2 separate regions of the Mus musculus genome follow, and region 2 is linked to region 1. A link is a loop called in an ENCODE intact Hi-C map of the cell type or tissue named here. Cell type or tissue: gastrocnemius. All regions are shown on one strand. Each heading gives the region's core, and the rest is flanking DNA. Links, peaks and the distances in the headings are about the cores only. Region 1 overlaps Syne1 (spectrin repeat containing, nuclear envelope 1). Region 2 has its middle 100 kb from the start of Esr1.

Region 1 (11,045 bases), core at 1,164-9,163:
ACTACGAAGATGCTCCATAGTCTTGCCTACAGCTTTTTCTTAGGGAGGCATTCTCTCGATTGACTGAGGTTCCCTCCTCTCAGATGGCTCTAGCTTGTATCAAGCTGACATAAAACTAGCCAGCACAACTATGAATCATGGGATTGCAGGAAAGAAAACACAAGTATAGAAACCCAACGCTCTTTCCCTGGAGCAGTGGGTAAGAGTGCAGGACTCCGAGGAAAGGCAGAGCCTCTGTGTAAGCTGCAGAACTGGAAGGCTGAGTTCTTATCTTATCTGCCTTCCTACTTGGGGTTGGGGCAAGGGACGGGGAAGGGTTGGTCTCAGGGTTGATAGCAAGATGACCCAGGTAGATGCCTCACCAGACTCTAGCCACAAAGGCCTCTTCCATGCTGGTTCTCAATTACGTCTCTTCACAGGGCCACACTGGGGCCATAGGGGGTCGTAGCTGTTCTCCAGTTCTGGGATGCCCTCCCCTAGATCTGTGCCAGGTTTTCTACTTTTCCATGCTCCCTGAACTTCTTCCCCTCTGACAGTGCTCACAGACCAGCCTAGCAAGCCTTTCCCATCACTTTCTGTCCCTTTACCTCCTGCCCCCCCACTCCCTCCCCCAACTTAACTCAGCCTTGCTGGTGCATTTGTTAGCTATCTGGGTCTTGACCCAGGCCCTTCTCTGGTTGCTTCTCGCATAGAACTCTGAGCTGCAATTGCAGTGTCTCATGCATCATATGTATTTAAAGGGTGAACTGTATATATATATATATATATATATATATATATATAATCTGATCTATTTCTTCATATACTCAGGCTCTGAATCCTCAGCGGGTCTCAGTGTGAAGCATGAGGCTAGGTGGGCCTTCGACATCCCATTAGAATAAGGCAAGAAGTTTGTCTGGGTGATAAGTGACTGCTTTTTTGTTTCGTCCCTAGCCAAACTCCCAAAGCAGCAAGGAAATGGTGAGGGTGTGTGTGTGTGTGTGTGGGGGGGGGGGGGTGAGATGAAGGGAGAAAGCAGCATGTTTTGGGATTGTCACTTGTAATTATCACACCAAGTCCCTTAAAACCCCCAGGGACACTTTTTGAATTTGTAGAATGGCAAGCACTGTGCCCACAGTTAGCTGACACTTGACTATGTTATTCTCCTGTACCCCTCAACCCCGGCTCACACACACACACACACACACACACACACACACACACACGGTTTCTCTGTGTAACTCTGGCTGTCCTAGAACTCACTCTGTAGACAAGGCTGGCCTTGAACTCTGAAATCCACATATTTTTGCCTCCTGAGTTCTGGGGTTAGAGGCATGCACCACTGTCACCCAGTTTATTTTGCTAATTCTAATGGCACTGAAAGACTCTTGTTTGGACAGGAGCTATTTAATACTGGGGGCAACTATCAGAGGAAAGGGTTTCTCTGTTATGTAGCCCAGGCTATTCTGGAACTTACTGTGTAGAACAGACTGGCCTTCAACTCACAGAGATACACCCGCCTTTGCCTCCAGGCTACTGGGAACTATTTATTATACAGACGTATATAATTAGCTCTTTTTGAATAACATACATTCAAAAATCAAGAGTCCTAGAATTAATTCAAGTCTTAGGAGATTCATAGGTGGAGCTGGGAGCCATTTTCTACTTTCTTTATAAATTTATTTTATAAGCATTTTTATATTCTTAATTTTTATAGCTTCTTACAGTTTTGCTTCATCTTTGAAACTTTTAGACATACATAGAGTGTACAGTGTCGATCATGTCTGCTTCTTATTTCCCCTCCTCAGCAGGTCCCAGGACCCTTATAACATCTCTCCCAACTTGATGTCCTTTTTTAATTTTAATTTTTTAATGTCCTGAATCCAGTTAGTGCTGCCTCCTTATGAGTGTAGTGTTGTCGGGGTTGGGGTGAGTTAAGGCTTTCCTGCCTCTTGAAGTGTCCCGGTGATTATCGCCCCAGCCCCCTCCGAGGTTGACCACTTCCTGCAACTCTTGAAAACAGAGTTGAAGAGGCAAGGCTGGGGCGGGTGGGGGTGGGGAAGCCAAGGATGTTCAGCCATCTTGGAAGCCCTTGCTGCAAGTTATTAAGCTCTGCCGCCTTGTGACAAAATGACTGATGGAGACAACTTTAGGGAATGAGAGACTTGGTTTTTTTGCTTTGTGTTTTCAGAAGTTTGACTCAATGACACACTTACTAATGATAGTGGCAAGGCAAAGATATCATGGCTTAAGGGCAAGGCAAAGCTTTAAAACTCAGGCAAGGAAAGAAAAAGTACCCTTCAAATGCCACTAATGACCCTTTCCCGGTGGGCTGCTTTTCTCCTTGTTCCACCTCTTTTCAGTTGTCCACCCCGATTTTTAATCCATGGGTAGATTAATACTGTGGATTTTGGCAGAGCCCTCAAGACCTAACAGACACAAGGAGCAGTTATGCCTTCCTATTCTCCCATGTGCCCTGTACCCAGCCAAAGTCCACAGCCAGCATTAACCTTCATGTCTTGCTCTTCTTGAATTCTAGAATGTGAACCCAACCGTGGATTTACTGTTTCTCAAAGGTGTTGATCTCTTTGGTTGATAACCTTTAAAAAAAAAACAAAAAACAAAAACAACAAAACAAAAAAACAAAAACTGTTTAAGAAGCAAGGACTTGCTACTGTGCCCATTTTGGATAGATAACATGAGAGAAATGTTGGCCGGGCGAAGCTTTTAGAGGAGGGACAACAAAGTTTGACATGTAATGATTATCTGGGTAGCATTTTACCTTTGTGTGATTTTAATATGTTCATAAAAGGGTTGAGTTTTATATTTATGTGGAAAAAATTTAGAATAATACTTGAAGACTACTCTGGAAAAATGGGCTTCCTTAGAAATAACCCTGGACATAATCACCTGCTTACTCTTGTTCCTAAAAGTCTCAAAGTCTTGTGTCACCATCACTTTTTTAATGGAGTGCAATGATGGTGATGAAGTCATTATCCCAACTACACCAAAGGAGTTGTCTTTCCAGTGAGGTGAGGTTTTCCTGTGAGTGGTTTCAACCCTAGGACAAGGGACTGAGGTGCATAGTGTAGGTACCAAAGCAAACCTGGCCTCCAGGTTCTCCCAGCATCCTTCAGTCCCTACCTGACATACTCCTCCCCCTCCCCCAACCCTAAACTTTCCAGCCCTGGGGCTGGGCACCATTCCACTGTATAATCCAGCATTCTTTGTCTCCTTGTTCAGTCTCTCTCCCTCTCTCTCTCCTCCTCCCTCTGACACCCACACTTTTTCTCTCCTTTACCATCATCTCCTCTGTCTCCCTTTCAATGGCAACTTCCCTCTCCTCCTTCCTTGGGGCCAGAGAACTCGCCCGCCCCAGAGCAGCCTCCCAATAAACCTACACTTCATATAATCTATTTGGCTTGAATTGGCTCATTTCATCGGCAGAGAAACAACTTTTCAGTGTGGCCCCTGATTCCTGTCTTATCTTGTTCAAAGCAGGGAGTCACACAAGAGAAAGAGGAGAACGATGTTGACTTCACAGACACCCAGAGCCCCGGCGTGCAGGAATGGCTGGCACAAGCCCGCACCACAAGGACCCACCAGCGGCAGAGCAGCCTCCAGCAGCAAAAAGTAAAGCCTTTTCCACCTTCCTGTGGGCATCTCTGCCATGAGCAGAGCTTGCGGGCAGTGTTTCTGTGACCGTAGGTTTTGTTGACATGAGTTTTGTTTTGTTCTGGTTTCAATGCTGGGAACGGAACCCAGGCCAGGCCTGGGATCCACATCCCAGCATGGATATGGGTCTTGAGTAGTTCTTTGATGCAATGTTTGCTTCTATTTTACTATAACACAAAAGCCCCAGCAAGGCTTCTGAGAATGGGCAAAGCTCTGAAATGCATTTTTCTCCCCAAAGAAATGAAATGTGTTTCCTATTTTCTAGTAGACTCCTCACAAGACCCAATTGTAAATGGATGTGATACAAATGATTTCAGTCGATTAATTTTTTTAAGGAAACTAACTCAGTGTAAAAGGAATACATAAGTACCTTCTCATGTCAAAGTGTAAACTCACTTACTGTGAGTGCACGCAACTCAGATTGGCTGATAATCAAGTTTAACTGTCCTGAACTGATGTTTGTAAGGAGTCTGTCCTGGCTAGTCTGAGACAGCTTTGACTTTGAAAGGAAAGAATATATTTCACCACATGAGGGCGCTGTTGTCCAGCAAAAATTTTCTGTTCCTGTTGCTTTTTCAGTATATTTAATCAGAACAAGAGTATTTGCCTAAACTGTGCTCAGATTTACAGTTATTAGAGCCCTCCTTACGTTCTGAGGAAAGGAAGCAGTGACGGTGACAGCCACCATCAACTGCTCTCTGAAGTGACCATAACGTTTGCGTTTGTGCAGGAGTTCGAACAGGAGCTGGCCGAGCAGAAGAGCCTCCTCCGCTCAGTAGCTAGCCGTGGAGAGGAGATTCTAACCCAACATTCCACCGCAGAAGGTTCAGGTGGCCTTGGGTATGTTTTGAAATTGCAACTTCCTTTTCTCGTGTTTCTCTGTCATTTGAAAAAAACGGAACACCTTGCTCCATAGTTACTTTCCACACAAGGCACTGACACCGCCCCCCCCCCCCCCCCATTCACTTTAGGATATTAAATGTCTCTGCACTGCCAAGCATTTTGCTGTGCAGATAGAAAAATGGCTGCTGATAATGACTAATGAGTTTGCCTTCCTGGAGGCCCAGCACACATATCATTTTCTGAGTCAAATGTGTTATCAAATCACATCTGTGATATTTCCAACTGATGACTATACCTAATCAGAGTGTTTTCCTCTTGAGAACTCCTGCAGAATATTCTTAAGAAGTAAAAATAATAATAAAAAGGATGTATATGCAGGCTAAGTGGTAGACTTCCAAACAGCTTTCTTCCTATAATCCCTACATATAAAGTTTTTTATCCTGGGGAGTAGGATTGGAATGGACACTTTGAAAGTCTTACATACAGAAAGATGAAATATTCGACTAGACTTCTCAACAGGAGGTTTTTATTTGCAAGCTGGAAAGGTAACAGGGCTACAGCCAGTGGGGTATGCCTGTGACTTGAACCACGGACCTTGGGTGTCTTGGCTTGCTTACCTACAGAGTTATGATAATACGGAGCAACCATCAAGACAAAATGTTTTGATAATGATACAAAGAAAACCCTTTCCTTTTATTTGTTTTTGCCATGACAGGTATTCTCTGGTTTCCCTAGAACTCACTCTATAGATGAGGCTGGCCTCAAATTCACAGAGATCCACCTGCCCCTGCTTCCCAAGTGCTGGGATCAAAGGTGTGTGCAGCACCACCCAGCTCGGAAGCACCTTTTGTTCCTAGGGGTCAGTAAAGACCTGAGTGTCTGAGTGCAGTCTTTGCTTGTTTCTCTTGGCTCTTTCTCCTTGTGCTTTGTTTCCTGATTCTAAACCCTGTTTCAGCAAAATAATATAAAAAAGAGTAGATGTTAGAAAGATGTTATAAGATATTATTTATAATGTCAAATAATTGAAAAGGCAGGAGTACCTACTAGCATCAAGAAAAAAATTACAACATGGTATCAGAAATCTTACATGTGGAAGCTGAGGAACATTGTGAATTGAAACAACACATTGTATTCAAATGGATCACTGGAGATAACAGATGTGGCTACTAAAGTGTTTTTGTAGTTTACTCAACACTGACTCCGTGATTCTGAGTGTTGATATATTGCAGATATTATGGGATGCGTAGTTTTGACATTTAGGTCTCCCCAAATCTGTGAAAGCTGAAATAATTGCTACCGTCCACCAAGTTTAGAAAGATCCGTGATAAGGTCTTTAAAATACATCAGCAGCAAAGCCCCAAATGAAGGGGACGCTCGTCTAGGCTAGTAGAGCAGCGTGTCTTTTCTCTCACTACCCACTAAGCAGCTCTGAGGCATTCGCACATCTACAGTTTCTCAAGCCCTTTATTTATATCTCTGCTTTTGAGAAGGAGACAGCTAGTGAGTGCCGTCTGCTTGGCAGACAGTCGGTTCCACAAAAGAGCTATGGGAATCTTGTGCAAGTTTCTTGTGGTTAAAAAGAAAAAAAAAATGTTGCTGTTGTTTTTTGCTCCCTTCTCCTTGGCCTTCAGCGTTGGCTAGAGCCCAGACAACAGATAAACATCTACAAGTTGCTTTAGTTGCTCTTTCAAATATTAAACTCGTGTAAAAAGAAATCTGTCTTGCATGGTAGCTTTCTGTGAAGATTAACTTTAAAAGAGTGGTTCAAGATCTTGAACCACTTCGGAATTCTTCAATGGTTATACAAACTCCTTAGAAAAATCGCCCTTCAGTGTAACTGAGTCCAGTTCACACCTTCTGTCAAGAAAAATCGCCCTTCAGTGTAACTGAGTCCAGTTCACACCTTCTGTCAAGTTCCCGGTTATTTCTAAGGCTAAGAAGGAAAACCAGCTTGGAATTCATTGACATTAAAAAAAATTTTTTTCCCCCATGAGAAATGAAAAGAGAATTTCTGATGTAAAACTAACTCGCTGCTATTTTTATATGTGTCATTGGTGAAGTATAAGAATACAAATGGTAACTACTCCCTTGGCTCGATATGAATTTTCATGCAAACACTGGAGATGAGGCCATTGTAACCAACGCAGAAGAAAATATAATAAAGAGATTTCATTTCATATGAAGTTTCAAACTCCTTTCTTTTCTATTGAAAGTGTGTTTTGTTTTGTTTTGTTTTTAAACAACATTCAATTAGAGGCATTTTTTCAACATTAATTTTTAAGGTCAATGTATGTCAACAGGCAGACCATTAACCTCCACATGGTAGCCGTTCATCACATAGAGCTGTAGGCATCAAGTATGTTCTATTTAACTTTGAAAACTGTGTAGCATGTGAATGTCATGACAACTGGGGCTCAGAGAGATGTGGCCCAGGTTACCCTGAGTTCCAGCACTAACCGCTGTCATAGGCACTTGGCTTCCTGTTCCTGCTTTCTGCATGCTGGGGATGGAACCCAGGGCCCAGGCATGCTTAGGCAAGTGTTCTACCATCGCCCTACCCCCACCCCATGCCTGCTCCCAGCCTCAGATAGACCTGGGGTCCCTCCTGTCCTTAAATGGACCTGGGATTCTTGCCGTCCTCCTCAAGGCACATCTTCCATCTGTCCCCTCATCTCCTGTCCCTCTACAGCGTGGCCCGAATATCCTGTATATTCTTTATGGTAAAAGTTCTCATTAGGCTAACAATTTTCAATTTTGAACCAATTTATAGGCTGATTATCAAAGGATCCTAGTCTATGATCATACTATAGTTTATTTCATGCTTAGCCATTTTCAATGTGTTTTTAATATTCCTGTGTTCATGATTAGATGTAGGAAGAAAATATGTTACAGTCTCAGTATTTCTATTTTAACTTTTCATGTTTTAAGGTATAAGCCCACAAGTAAGATAATCATGTTATAATTTTTGAGGTCAGGTCTGTTAATATCAAATAGATTATCAGTCTATTATTCTCTCTCTCCTTCCCTCCCTCTCTCTCTCTCTCCCTCCTTCCCTCTCCCCTCCCTCCCTCCCCTTCTCTCTCTCCCTCCCTCCCCTTCTCTCTCTCCTTCCCTCCCTCTCTCTCTCTCTCCCTCCTTCTCTCTCTCCTCCCTCCCTCCCCTTCTCTCTCTCCCTCCTTCCCCTTCTCTCTCTCCTTCCCTCCCTCTCTCTCTCCCTCCTTCTCTCTCCCCTTCCTCCCTCCCCTTCTCTCTCTCCCTCCCTCCCCTTCTCTCTCTCCTTCCCTCCCTCTCTCTCTCTCTCCCTCCTTCTCTCTCCCCTCCCTCTCTCCCCTTCTCTCTCTCCCTTCCTCCCCTTCTCTCTCTCCTTCCCTCCCTCTCTCTCCCTCTCTCTCCCTCCCTCCATCTCTCTTCCTCTCCCTCTCTCCCTCTCTCCCCCTCTCTCTTCCTCTCTCCCCCTTCCTCCCTCCCCCTCTCTCCATTCCTCTCTCTTCCTCTCCCTCTCTCTCTCTCTCCCTCCCTTCCCCCTCTCCCTCCCTCCCTCTCTTTCCCTCCCTCTCTCTCCCTCTCCCCCTCTCTCTCCCTCTTCCCCCTCTCTCTTTCTCCCCTTTCTTCCCCCTCTTTTTCTTTTTCTGTTTTCTTTTTTCCGGTTTGCACACATTGTAAACTTAGACTGTTTATTCTTCTAATAGTGAAAAACCTGATGTGTTATCCCAGGAGTTGGGGATTGCTGAAGACCAGATGAGAGTGAAGTGGGAAAGCCTACACCAAGAGTTTAGTGCCAAGCAGAAGCTACTACAGAATATTCTGGAACAGGAGCAAGAACAAGTGGTATCAAACATTTTCTTCATTTCTTTGTTTCCCTTTGGGCTTGTGAAACAGGGTCTCCTGCTCCACATGTTGCCCTAGAGTTTGCAATGTAGCTGAGGGCTGCCTGCTCCTAGGACGGCTGCCTCCTAGGCACTGGGCATGCGAGCATGAACCCCTTTGCTCTGCCTGTTTAGCTTTAATATATTAACTGATAGAGGAGATACACAGCTTATGCTATGGGAGTAGAACTGTATAATAATCAGTATAATGAATGAATTATATAATTCTGAGATAAGTATAAGGCAAGTTATTCATTTTGTATTTTGCTTCACAAGGCATGCCTCACATTTCCCACAATGTCTTTGTATGTGAAAATTTATCTGATTTCTATATTTTTCCCAAAGATGATTAATATCTGATTTTTTATTAGCATGAACCACAAAAGTCCAATTTAATTTTCAACTTTGAAAATTATGGTTTCAAACCTAGAGTATACATATCAAAAAGGATTTCCACAAATCTGAAACTTAACTGCTGGGTTGCCCCCTTCCCACTGTTACTTCCAGTCTTGAATGCTTTCAGAAGGTTTTAATGAGAAACATATTGGAGCCTTAGAGGGTCTTGAGAACAAAAGAAGCTGATGGTCAGGTAGGGCAGTTAGCTGGCCCATCTGTAAGGCCGGTTCCTGGGATGGATATCGTGTGATATTGGGCTCTGTTCCATCATGCACACAATATCCAAGGCAACAGAAAGTTCCAGAAAAGTAATAGTTATTGGTTCAGTCTTTGCAGAGGCTGGAAACCAAGGGGGAAGTCAGAGGAACTGGAGAGTTTAAAGGGGGTAATGAGCAAGCCAGGAATCTAGGTATGCCTGATGCCTACAGTGGCTGTGGCTCAGAGGGGCACGGGGCAGAGTCCCAGGGCTCAGCAATGAGTTAGCAATGTCTGCCTTGCTCACTGGAGGACAGCAAGTTTTCCCCAGTGGGGTAAGTCCTAGAGTCTTTACTGTTGGTCCTGAAAAATCTGCTGTTGTCATCATTTGGAGCTAGCTGTTCAGGAAAGGGTGATAATTAGACAGAGATGGACAGGAACTGTCAAGGCAGGCAACATGACACGAATCAGTGAACAGAGATGGTCTGTGGTGACAGACTGTCGCATTTCTTCTGACAGAGTCGTTTTCCAAAACCTCCTAGCAGGCTTCACTTTCTGCTCTTTGCACTCCTCTGGCCAACGAGTCTGCAGGAATTGCCATCAGCGCTGGCTGATAGCACGCCATTCTTGGGTTTTTTTGTTTTTTTGTTTTTTTTTTTTTTGTGCCAGAATCATTTTCATTCTGACACTGATATTCAATGTCTTTTGCACAGACCTCCAATCTTTGTCTGAACCCTTCCTTACACCCCTAGTCAAATGTTTCTCACACCTGGAGCTAGACTTCCTGAGGTAGATCACCTCAGGATGTCGGACTTCCAGCTTACCTTCATGCCACAGTATTTTTCCATTCTTTGAGATGTAAGCACCTAAAAAGATTCCTGCCCCTTAGAAGCCTAAGCCCACTATTCCACTAATTGTCCACTCAGGCCATAGCACCCGCATGACTAGCACTGAAGACATACCTCATTGTGGAGAACTGCATTTCCTGTAAGTGTTGGTATCCAGCATTTTCCATCTGTCCTACCATCATGCTTCTGTGACACCTGGGTGTTGTCCAAGTTTGGGTTCATATTCCTGACCTTCATCTTACAAGTAGAAAGTTTCAGCTGTCCATTTTATTTTACAGCCTGTTTTGCATCAGGAAACTTCCTTTTGGGAACCACTGGTTTTCCTCTGGCATGAAGAGTGAACAGGAAGTAGATAAGAGGTCCAGAGCCCCTGTCAAGGGGAGAGAAGCCTGTTTTACACTTAGATTTTAGCATGTCTAGCAACACTTAGATGTGAGAGGCCTTATGTTCACTTTGTAGACAATGTTGGCTTAGGAAAGGGAGATGGCAGTCTCAGGATCTAATGATCTTGAAGAAGCAATGCTGGAACTGGGGTATAGATATGTGTGTTTCAAAGTCTCTCCTTTTCACAACTGCTGACTGGAAACTTTATACATCAGATATACTTACTACTCTCAAGTGAAAAAGCTAACACAATCGAGCGGGGGGCGGGGGGGCGCTGAAATTAAATAGCTCAAGGGGTCAGTGGATTCTGTCTCTCCAATGGGATTTTTCTTCATCTCTTTACTTGTAGAGTATTTAAGTTAATGCCCCCTTGGCAGAAGCATTTTTATGGATTTGGGGTTAAATACTGTTCTACCTTCTGCAAATCTGTAACCCAACCCAGAAACTATTTCACACTTTCTTGAGGAAATAAGTAGCTATGGGAGGTCCCACTCCACAAACAGGAATCCAAAAGGGAGCAAGTTAAAATAATGGTGAAAACCCACTATAACAGATAAATCATTTAAGACTGCAGCAATGAAGAGACAAAGATATGCCGAGTAAGAGATGTTCAAACTGCAGGATGGAGTGGCCTGAAATTCTCACGAGATGATGGATAGTCAGACTCAGTCAATCAGTCAATCAGTCAATCAATCAATCAATCAAACGATCAAATGAGAGTGAAGTATTTTTGAAAAGCCATAGAACTTTCATTGGGGGACATCTCCAACGTATTTGAATGCTGGTACTGCAGATGGTCCTTGTGGGGGAGGATTCTAAAAGAAGTTAGAAGAGAAGAGGTGAATACTAAAAGAAAGGA
Region 2 (11,045 bases), core at 1,672-9,671, 550 kb after region 1:
TTATAAAATATCCCTGGAGCAATGAGCGAGAGAAAAATGAACATATTTTCACAGAAGTGAACTCTTGAGACTCCAGCCTGATTGCACACAGTAGCACACTATAGCCAAGGGGGGGGGGGGGGAACTGTAAAGAAATGGAGAGAAATAGAAGTACCTGCTTGAGAAGAATGTCGCCCAGAGACTGCCTTCTTAAGCTAGACAATGGCAGAGGAGGGGGCATTGGCCTCTCCTGGCATCACAAGGCTGCTGAGCAGGGAGCCTTGTGTTTTCGGTTTTGGTAGAATCCGTTCCGAGGCTGTTATGACCATGAAATTAGGAAATGCAGAGACTCAGAAGCAAAGAGCTAGCACCACCACTTGACTGGGATTGGAAACTCTGCTCCGGATAATAGGGGAGGGGGTGGCCTTCCTCTCTCTCTCCAGCCAGGTCTGCTTCCAACTTTCTCAGCGTTTGCCTACAGATAGATGTTTGCAGAAGGACAAGCCTCTGGCTGAAAAAAAAAAAAAAAAGTGATCCAACCCACTTTCTCTTTCCTTGCAATAAAGCTCGAAGTCTAGACGAACATGTTGACTTGGAAAAAATAAAATAAGGGAGCGTTCTTTCTGCACACAGATTTTCCTCGCTGAAAACTAGCTAAGAAGGGGCATAAGGGTGTTTCTAATGTGAGCGCTTCTCAGAGTTTCTCTTTCACTCATTGACTCAACCAGCTAAGTCCGTGGCTCAGCAGTTCTTGTCACTGATTAATGAATGGGGTTCCTGATTTTGGAAACCTGAACAGCTTAGCCTGAGCTGACTCTGAAAGCCTTCAGGTGTATGAGCCTTCTATAAACTGCTTGGCATTTCCTGCCGTGATTTACAAGTCCTGTTTGCTTTGGGGCTTTAATCTGGTGTTTTGTTTTGTTGAGACAAGGTCTCACTCTGCATTTCAGACTGGCCTTAAACTCTCAGGATTCCCCCTGCCTCGGTCTTCCAAGTGCTAAACTTACAGGCGTAAGCCAACATGACTGGCTTTTTAAAAACTTATTTTGTTTGTTATTCTTTCTTTTTTTTTTTTAACTCAGAGACAAACACGCTGAAGCAATAATATGAGATAAAAAGCATTTTAAATTTATTTTCCTTTTTGGTACTAGGGATAAACCCAAAACTTTGATGTGCTAAGCAAACACATTACCTCTGATCCACAGACCTCTAATTTTTTCAGACCTTTTGGAATTTTAATAGCTCATAAAATCTGTTGTGTTCTATGTAACATGTGTTTTAAATGCTGGGTTGTTGTTTTAATGTCTTAGTTTTTCTTTTTTTCTTTTTTCCCTATTCTATAAATCTGAGAAAGAATGCTTCTGTGGAAGTAAGAATGGTATCAGGCAAAAGACCAAAAAAGACTCTGGCCACTGTCTCGATCCCTATACATGAACATTAGTGCATGCTGGGTAAGAAAAGCATCTCAGAATTGGCTGAGAGGAGAAAAGATACCAAATGTCTCATGACTGATCTACACATTCTTTATAATAAGTTGTCTTGATTGTCTTCAGTTTTCTATACCCTGGTGAGTTTGGCCCCAAAACAATTCAAATACACAAATGTGTCTGAATTTAACTCCCCCAAACTACATAGTGTAGGATGTATTTTAGTTGTGATCTGAAATGTTTTATTTCAAATTAGCGAACGTTAAACTTGATAAAACTCATTTATAGAAGGAATAATCACATAGGCCAAGCATGTCAGAGAAGGCCCTCGCTTTATTGTTCTTATTATGATTTCCTGTGAAAGGTAAGTGAGTCAACAAAATGTTTTGAATAGTTCAAACATTTTAAAAGCCAAGTGGTTTTTTTTCCTCTAAATTAATTGAATCCCTCTGTTACTTGCCAGGATGGATGAATCATGCTTTCAAGCAGCATTAGCTACCTGTTAGAATCAGTGGTGCACAATCCAGAGAAGAAAATTACCTAGGGCAGGGGTTCCCAAAATAGAACACCCCTCAGATTCGGAAGCAAGTGTACATTATTTCTTTGTTGTGAAGGGATTACAGATGAGTGTACAGGCACACAGAAGTAAGTGGGTACATGACTGCAGAGCCCAAAGCAAGACACTGCTGTGCTTCTCTGTTGCTCTCCACATCGTTTCCTTGAGATAGGTATCTCAGTGAACTGGAAGCTGGCTGGGATAGTTGGGCAGTGAGCTCTTGGGATCCACCTATCGAATGCGAGTGCACAGACACACTCACACACACACACACACACACACACACACACACACACACACACACACAAAGAGAGAGACAGAGACAGAGAGAGACAGAAACAGGGACAGAGTCAGAAAGACAAAGACAGAGAGAGAGAGACAGAGAGAAATAGAGAGAGTGTGTAGGTTTGCTGGGATTGCAGGCACACATAGCCACGCCCAGCATGCTAAAGATTCAAACTCAACTCCTCATGCTTACAGAACAAGCAGTCTTATCAACTGAGCCTTCTCCCTGGTCTTCTACGCCCTTTTCTTTTAAAACGCACGTTTGTAATATAAAGATGTGTATGAGGCTGTGTGTCCTTAAGGGACAGTTGTGATGCCCCCTTCTAGACCATGCTTTCTTAGGTGAAAAAGAGTGAAAACACCAGCCAAAGTCTTCCAAATGAGTGCAGGTGTCTGGCGTGTCGGGACAAAGCACTTTCTACAACACACAGAGCCAGGTGCTACTGACTGGCAAGGAGACCGTGAGATGCTGAGATTGCGAACACACTCTGGCTAGAGCCAGTATTCAAATTCAGGGGTCCAAGTCAAGCCTCCATGACAGAGACCTCTGCTACAGTCTCTGAGAATCCACAGAACTGCACCCAACATGGAAGTGTGTGCTGTACTAGGAGTCGTTCTGCAGTTTAGCTTCTTCATGACTTCACTACAGATTAATATATATGTATATGTGTATATAAATATATGCATATTTATACATATATACATATATAGATATATATTAGATATAGACATAGATATAGATCTGCCAAGACCAAAACATTGTTTTAAAATATTCTGTGCTTTTCGTGGGGCAAAAACTCTCCTTTGAGGGAAAAAATTACCTAATTAGACTGTATTCAACAGTATTAGACTGACTGGATAATAAGCAACAAAGAAGAAAAGGCCGGACGTGGTGGTGCACACCTTTAATCCCAGCACTTGGGAGGCAGAGACAGGCAGGTTTCTGAGTTCGAAGCCAGCCTGATCTACAAAGTGAGTTCCAGGACAACCAGGGCTATACAGAGAAACCCTGTCTCGAAAAAAACAAACAAACAAACAAAACAAAAAACAAAAAAAAGCATCTAATCTATCATTGAGAGCGTGTCGTCTGCTATGTCCTTATCAATAATGAGAGAGGGCCAGCACACACATCCTCTCTTCATGTCATGAACTTTATTAGCAACACCAAATGATGAAATTCTAGAAATTTTTCTAGGTTACAACCTAGTTTTTTTGTTTTTGTCTTTTGGTTTGGGGGGAGGGTTGTTGGTTTTTGTTTTGTTTTGTTTTGTTTTGTTTTGTTTTGTTTTGTTTTGTTTTGTTTTTGGATATATTCTTTTATTTCTAAAGTAACCATTAACAGCCCAGTTTCCACAGCAAAGGAAAGCAGAAAATTGATGTAGTCTGTCTGGGTTGTTCAAGTAAAATCTTGCTGTGATATGGATGATTCAAGCTAATTTTTTTTTTAATTTGGAGTTTGTGTTTTTGTCCAAAACCCCAAATAATAGCAGATCTTGGGACTCAAATATATAGGTAATTGCCCCAATTCTCCATTTGTCCGTATTAAGCAAGATGCTTCCACTGAGCACTGTGCAAAGGCTCTTTCGATTCCATCACACTGGGAAAATGTAGCAGTGAATTTCTGGTCCTCCTCATGTAGAGAAACTCAAATCGAGATCTCCTACCTGAAAATAGCAAAGAGGCCCTGACCACTCACCCAGCCATTTCAGTAAAGAAATTGTCCTGTCCGTGGTTGCTGTTGCCTGGTGTCATCCCATCTCCTGCCTCTAATTGCTAATTGAGTAACTACTAGGCACCTGCCCAGCCAGTGATCTTGCACCAGATCTAAGACATCAGAACTGATCATGAGTGCTGTAGAAGTTTTCCCTGCAAGCTCATGTGTGGCACTGTTTAGGGAGACTGTAAACCTCTTAAAGGTGGGGTGTGGTTAGGGAATGCAGGCAGCTGGAATATAGGCCTGTAGGTTATAGCTGAGTCCCAATTCTGGCCTGGGTTCTGCTTCTCAAACTCCAGTGTGAGAGGAATTGTAGCCTGTTGGTCCTGTGGCCGTTAACTCCACCAAACCTTGTCCTCTTGATGGACTTGACCCATTCAAACCATAAGCCAACATAAGTCTTCTCTATCTTAAATTTTTACCTAGTGAATTCTGTCACAGCAACAAAAAAATTAATGAATATAATAGCTAACTACAGGGGGGTTTGCACGGATATGAATTTTTAACTTTTGACAGGGTAGTGGGCCTCATATTGGGGTAGTACAGTAGAAGACACAGGAAGCAAAGACCCTTAATTAAGTGAAGTTATCCATAGACAGAGAAAAATCAGCTAGCAGAGATTAGCAGACATGGGGCTCTGGACCCACAACTTCCTCACTCCATTTGCCACACTCATAGATCTCAAGTTCTGCAGTAACTTATCTTCAGGAGGCTGGGAACATTTTCTCCCGGATCTTGCGTGCTGGTCATAGGAGGCACAAAACCCAGTTCTTGTTGCAGTGTACAGGGATGGGATGGGGTTGTCAACATCACGATGGTATGGCCAACATCCAAGGAGGCTGTCTCCACCATCAAGAGCAAAGGGAAGCCTTGCTATTACTTATGACAGGAGTTAAGAATCAGGTAGAAAATGGACTGAAGTATCTGCTCTGGTAGAAGTGTCCTCCCCACCCCAGCTTAGCAACAGGAGAGTCCCACCCATGATTTTGATTGGCATCCGTGTAGACACCATTGGCCCAACAGCACTAGTGAATTCTGAGAGAATAAAATTCTCTAGATAGGATCTGGGGAAATGACTCCACTGGCAAAGTACTTGCTACAGAAGTGTGAGGACCCAAGTTTGCATCCTTAGCACCCATGTAAAACGTTAAGCATGACAACATGTGCCTGTAATTCCAGCTGGGGGAGGACATCACAGGTAGATCGCTCCAGCTCACTGGCCAGCAGAGCTGAATCAGGTTCAATGAGTCCCTATGGTGGTCTGAAGGAGACTGGCCCACATAAACTCGTACATTGAATGTTCCTAGTTCCTAGCTGGTAGAACTGTTTGAGAAGGATTAGGGGGTGTGGCCTTGTTGAAGGAGGTGTGGCCTTGTTGGAGGAAGTGTGGCTTTGTTGGAGAAGATGTGTCACTGGTGGTGGCTTTGAGAATTCTTGGAAAATCCATGACAGACCCAATTTCTAGCTCTCTGCCTCATGCCTTTGGACCAGATGTAAGCTCTCAGCTACTGCTCCAGCACCATGCCTGTCTGCCTGCTGCCATGTCCCCTGACACGATGGCCGTGGCCACCTTCTAAGACTGTGAGTGAGACCCCAATTAAAAGCTTTCTTTTTTAACTTTTTTTTAAAGATTTACTTATTATTACACATAAGTGCACTGTAGCTGACTTCATATGCACCAGAAGAGGGCATTAGATCTCAATACAAATGGTTGTGAGCCACCATGTGGTTGCTGGGATTTGAACTCAGGACCGTCGGAAGAGCAGTCAGTGCTCTTACCCGATGAGACCTTGCCAGCCCCTAAATGCTTTCTTTCGTAAGTTGCCTTGGTCATGGTGTCTATTCACACAATAGGAAAATAAGTAAGACAAACTCTGTCACAAAAAAATTCGATGGAAAGTAATCACATAGTATACACATGTTCACACAAGCACATACACAACAAGTACACACACACAAAAATTAGAAAGTTACATTAGAGCTAGCACATGGCATCCAAGTTTCACAGTAATAAGTAAAATTGGGAAATAAAGAGCAAGGATTTAGATTACTAAATAATCTTAAGTGGGAAACATGCATAAAGTGTATAATAATAAAGGTCTTTGTATGAATGTGTTTCACATCATTTCTATTTCAACTAAACTTTGTCTGATTATTACATAATGCCAACTCTGTTTCATAAAACCACCCTGTACTCCACTGGTTTGCTCTCTTCACCCTCCAAGACAAACACCCACACGGGTAGTTCCAGGACACTTGGAACCCCTAAAATCCTACCTGAACTCTGGGCACATAAACACACGCATTTTTCTGAAGGAAGAGTCTGGAAACTTCGTAGGATCTTCTCTGAAGCCTACACAAAGTTGAGAATCAAATGAATGGTGCTGTCACTTTAAATCAAAATCACAGTCACATATGTCATTTCTTCACGATTTGTAAAAACCTCACCGAGATTCAGAGTGAGTGCCACATGCAGATCCAATCTGACCCTCCTGCTCACACCAGGCAAACATTGTATCGCAGGAAACAAAGATGTGAGAGTAGTTCTTGGAAAATCAATGATGTTATCTACTTTCTCCCATAGAAGCACAAAGGAAGTAAAAGGAGAAGGAAGGCATAGACACGCTATAAAAGAGTTGCCTGGGTGTGAGAAGATAGTTGATGGGATGCCCAAAGCACATAGTAGGACACAAAGGCCTGAACAGAAAGGATTACAGTATCAGAAAGTTTCCCTATGGAGGGCTAGGCGAGGGGAAGATATCTCTGTGAGGGTTTGTGACTCCAGACTCTGCCCTTTCCAGTGCCTTGTGCAGGGCTCTGTCCTTAGGAGACATCACTTAAACAACAGATGTCAGGCTTCAAATGATAAGTAGGTTTTCCAAAGCCATGGCATTAACTACAAGTAGAAGCTGGCTTTCTATGCATTGAGATAATTAATAGGTGTCCTGGTAAAATCCATACTCTAAGGAAGATGCATAAATGAAGCTCTGGCTAGTGTCCAGCTGTGGGCACCATTCAACAGAGTAGCCATTCCCTCAAAAGCACAGGAGTGGAGAAGGCAGCCTGGGCCCTATGTGTGTATGAACTATTTACACCCTGTGTGTGTATGAACAACTATTTACTCAGGGGAACAAAAAAGAGAAAAAGAAGAAAAAGAACAGTGTTTGAACCAGCAGGGTTAGAGTTAGGTTATGTAATGCTGCAGGCAAGAAGAATAAGGCCTATTTTTTTTTCCTCTTTCCTGGAGAACGGTATTGTGAAATAGTCCAGGAACAACCACCAATTTCCACAGTCGTGGGTGCTTCTCCAGGTTTCTGTCTGACAAGGTCAACAGTCAGAGCCCTGGCAATGGCCTTACACCCAAGAACTCAGATGATCCTCAGTAACCTAGCAGGCCTAAAGCAATCTAAGGACAGTGCTTTCAGAAGGCACTGAAAAGGGCAGAGTCTGGAGTCACAAACCCTCACACATACATCCTCCCCTCACCCAGCCCTCCATAGGGAATCCTTCTGATACTGTAATACTGAGTTCAGGCCTTTGTGTCCTACTATGTGTTTTGGACATACCAACCTGTCAGACCAATAGGGAGTGGGGGAGATGACACCGACACAGGCATGGGGCAATGTCCAGGATTCTCTTAGTTGTTTTGAAACCACTTCCACCCACTCATACTCAGGTGTCTATGCTGCCTCTCACACATTGCACAACCTTAGAAAGGATCATTATTTTAGGGTCTGCAAAGCAGGCCCACCAGAAGTCAAAACAAAAATCACTCAAAGCTGTGCCCAGGCAGGGCTAGGACCAATGCATCACCGCTACAGGAGCTGAGTAGTGAGTGGGGGGTGGGGGGAGCAGTGGTGCTCGTGTTTAAGGGGAAAGTAAGAAGTTAAGATCCAGACCAGGAGAAGAGACTATAAGAGATGAGTAGACAGGACCAGAGTGCTTTGAACAAAGTGACCCGAAGCCATCCCAGGCAGTGTAGGCATGTCTCAGTCAATAGAAATAAAAGAGCTTCTAGCTTTCCCGTGGGTAGGGAATTCCACCCCTGGGAGACTAGGAGTCAAGGCAAGACTTGGTCACAAGGGAACAAAGCTACCCCAGTTGCTTGGATAGGTTCTTAGAGATTGTGTATTCCAGTTCATCTTTTCCAACCACAAATCATTCACTGCATACCCACAGTGTGCCAGGTACCATTCTGACTGTTGTGTCCGTGGAAACAAATGAAGAGCTGACCTTGCAGAGATTAGATTCCCATACAGTAAGGGTAAGATGCAAATTTTTATGGATTTAAAGTTTATATTCCACCTACCCCTCCCAATAAAAAAACCTCATATGCATGCTGAAATCTTAAAACCCAAATAGGTGGAATTGGCAAATGGTTGTTGGTTCATGAGGTGGGGGCTCTCCTGAAGGACTAGTGCCTTTGTAAAGGAGAGTTATTGGGGTCTTTTCATTGTATAAAACCACAGGAGGAAGATAATTTCCAGGACCCCAGAAGGGAGCCCCCATGAGGACCAGAACATACTAGTAAATGGATGGATCTCAGTCTTCTAGCTTCCAGAACTATGAGAAATGTCCACCTTTTAAGTCACCTAGATTATGATATGTGTTACAGTATCCCAAGCTGATGAATATTATAGTCAATGAGATAGACAGACATGGTCAAAGGATGCTGGAGATGAGATAAAGGGGTGCATGGAATAGAGACAGGGAGGACACTCACTTATACCTCACATATCAGGGAACACAGGAAGCTGGCTAGGAAGCAAGCGCTCCTGTCTCTTCTTACGAGCTCCATCATACTGATCTCCTCCTAACACCTCCTGATGCCATCCCGTCATAACTCATAATTTCAACATATGACTTTAGGAAGGACCCTAGCATTTGCCCACAGCAGGAGCTGGGAAGCGAAGGTACTTAGATAAGAGTGGGAGTGGTAAATGGGGGCCTCTTCTTATATGCTGGGTTCATTTGAAAGGCAGAGCCAACATGATTGCTGACAGATTAGATGCCTGGTAAAAAGAAAAGAAGCCAAAATGACTCCAATGTTCAGACCTCAAGAAATCCCAATGCAAACCAAGCATCAAGAGAGACAGGAAAATCCCCAAAATGTATAGGTTTAAAGGAAAAAAGAAGTTTCCAGAATTTAGTTTTAGACATACCAGATTTGAGGAAGCAATTAGATAACCAAATGGCGTTTTAGTGGTCGGTGGAAAGGATTGGAGTTAAATAAGACTTTGGGGTTCTTAGGTATGCAGGTGGTATGCTGAAGTCCAGGGACAGTAACTCCCGCTTGGTGACATGGGACTGTCACATCCCTTGTGCTTGTCTGGCACTGACTATCCCCACTCCCCCGACCTCAGATGTCTCCCTGTCATCTACATCCGCTCAGGTTTGCTCTTCGTGCCTGTCACCTCCTTTGCTCTAATGCATTTACTTTTCCAGAGTCCTGTTCTCTCAAGCGCTGCATACTAAATTCATGACTAACGTAACAGAGAAGCAGATGCAAATTACATTACCAGGTCTATCTGTCCGTCCACTTCTTTTCAAGCCAACATGAGTTCTTTTCAGTAAGGGCCATGCCTGCTGGCTGTGGTTGCACACAGTGGGATCAGCCTGCTGGCTGTGGTTGCACACAGTGGGGTCAGCCTGCTGGCTGTGTTTGCACACAGTGGGGTCAGCCTGCTGGCTGTGGTTGCACACAGTGGGGTCATACGCTGAAGAGGGAAGCACAGTCAGAACACAGGTTCAATAAGGAGCAGATCAAAAGAAAAAATTGGGTCATATTTAGGATCCACACTTTATCTGTATGCACATGTATGTGCCAGTAGAGGCCATAGAGAGGCATCAGGTGCCCTAGAACGAAGTTACAGGTGGTTGTGAGCTCCCATGTGTGTGCTGGGAACCAAGCCCAGGTCCTCTGCAAGAGCATCAGGTGTCCTCAACCACTAAGCCATTTCTCCAGCTTCCGAAAGCTTTGATTTTTTTTTTTTTTTTAAAGACAGGGAGAGTCAGGTAGCATGAAAGCAATGCCAAAGAGGAGGACCATAAAATGAGATAAAACCCACTGATGAGAGTTGCCCCAAACACCTGTATGGCAGTAGGCAACATAGCTTCTTTTTCTGTTACTGTGATAAATGTCCAAGCAAAAGCAACTTAATGAAGGAGTGATATGCTTAGGCTCAGTTTGAGATGGGGAAATCCTCATGAAGGGAATCTCCTCTGGAGGGGAAGTCCTCATGGAGGAAGTCCTCATGGAGGGGAAGTCCTCAGGGAGGAAGTCCTCATGGAGGGGAAGTCCTCAGGGAGGAAGTCCTCATGGAGGGGAAGTCCTCATGGAGGGGAAGTTCTCATGGAGGAAGTCCTCATGGAGGGGAAGTCCTCATGGAGGGGAAGTCCTCATGGAGGGGAAGTACTCATGGAGGGGAAGTCCTCATGGAGGAAGTCCTCATGGAGGGGAAGTCCTCATGGAGGGGAAGTCCTCATGGAGGGGAAGTCCTCATGGAGGAAGTCCCCATGGAGGGGAAGTCCCCATGGAGGGGAAGTCCTCATGGAGGGGAAGTCCTCATGGAGGAAGTCCTCTGGAGGGGAAGTCCTCATGGAGGAAGTCCTCATGGAGGAAGTCCTCATGGAGGGGAAGTCCTCTGCAGGGGAAGTCCTCATGGAGGAGGTCCTCATGGAGGGGAAGTCCTCATGGAGGGGAAGTCCTCATGGAGGGGAAGTCCTCTGCAGGGGAAGTCCTCATGGAGGAAATCCTCATGGAGGGGAAGTCCTCATGGAGGAAGTCCTCATGGAGGGGAAGTTCTCATGGAGGAAGTCCTCATGGAGGGGAAGTCCTCATGGAAGAAGTCCTCATGGAGGGGAAGTCCTCATGGAGGGGAAGTCCTCATGGAGGGGAAGTCCTCATGGAGGAAGTCCTCATGGAGGGGAAGTCCTCATGGAGGGGAAGTCCTCATGGAGGGGAAGTCCTCATGGAGGGGAAGTCCTCATGGAGGGGAAGTCCTCTGCAGAGGAAGTCCTCATGGAGGGAAGTCCTCTGCAGGGGAAGTCCTCATGGAGGGGAAGTCCTCATGGAGGCAAAGTC

What was found. Peaks named below come from ENCODE experiments on the same cell type or tissue, not always from the same donor. Only the 100,000 strongest peaks of a DNase experiment are listed, where the experiment ranks them.
Region 2: a loop joins it to region 1, with 4 times the contacts of the local background. A loop is called at or near these places in 17 of 42 quality-filtered maps.

What each region holds. Positions count from the first base shown.
Region 1 is chr10:5,154,901-5,165,945 of GRCm38, reverse strand. Syne1 (spectrin repeat containing, nuclear envelope 1) reads left to right here. Exons shown (of 146, transcript NM_001347711.1): 98 at 3,478-3,612; 99 at 4,385-4,494; 100 at 8,187-8,325. Among named protein-coding and RNA genes, the nearest start is that of Gm51757, 170 kb to the left of the region's middle. In gastrocnemius, for the core only: a CTCF peak has its summit at 4,182 (motif pointing right); a DNase peak (open chromatin) is centred at 4,194; H3K4me3 peaks cover 279 bases; H3K27ac peaks cover 2,328 bases.
Region 2 is chr10:4,601,265-4,612,309 of GRCm38, reverse strand. It overlaps a transcript of Esr1 not described here. Among named protein-coding and RNA genes, the nearest start is that of Esr1, 100 kb to the left of the region's middle. In gastrocnemius, for the core only: no CTCF peak of the experiment used is centred there; no DNase peak of the experiment used is centred there.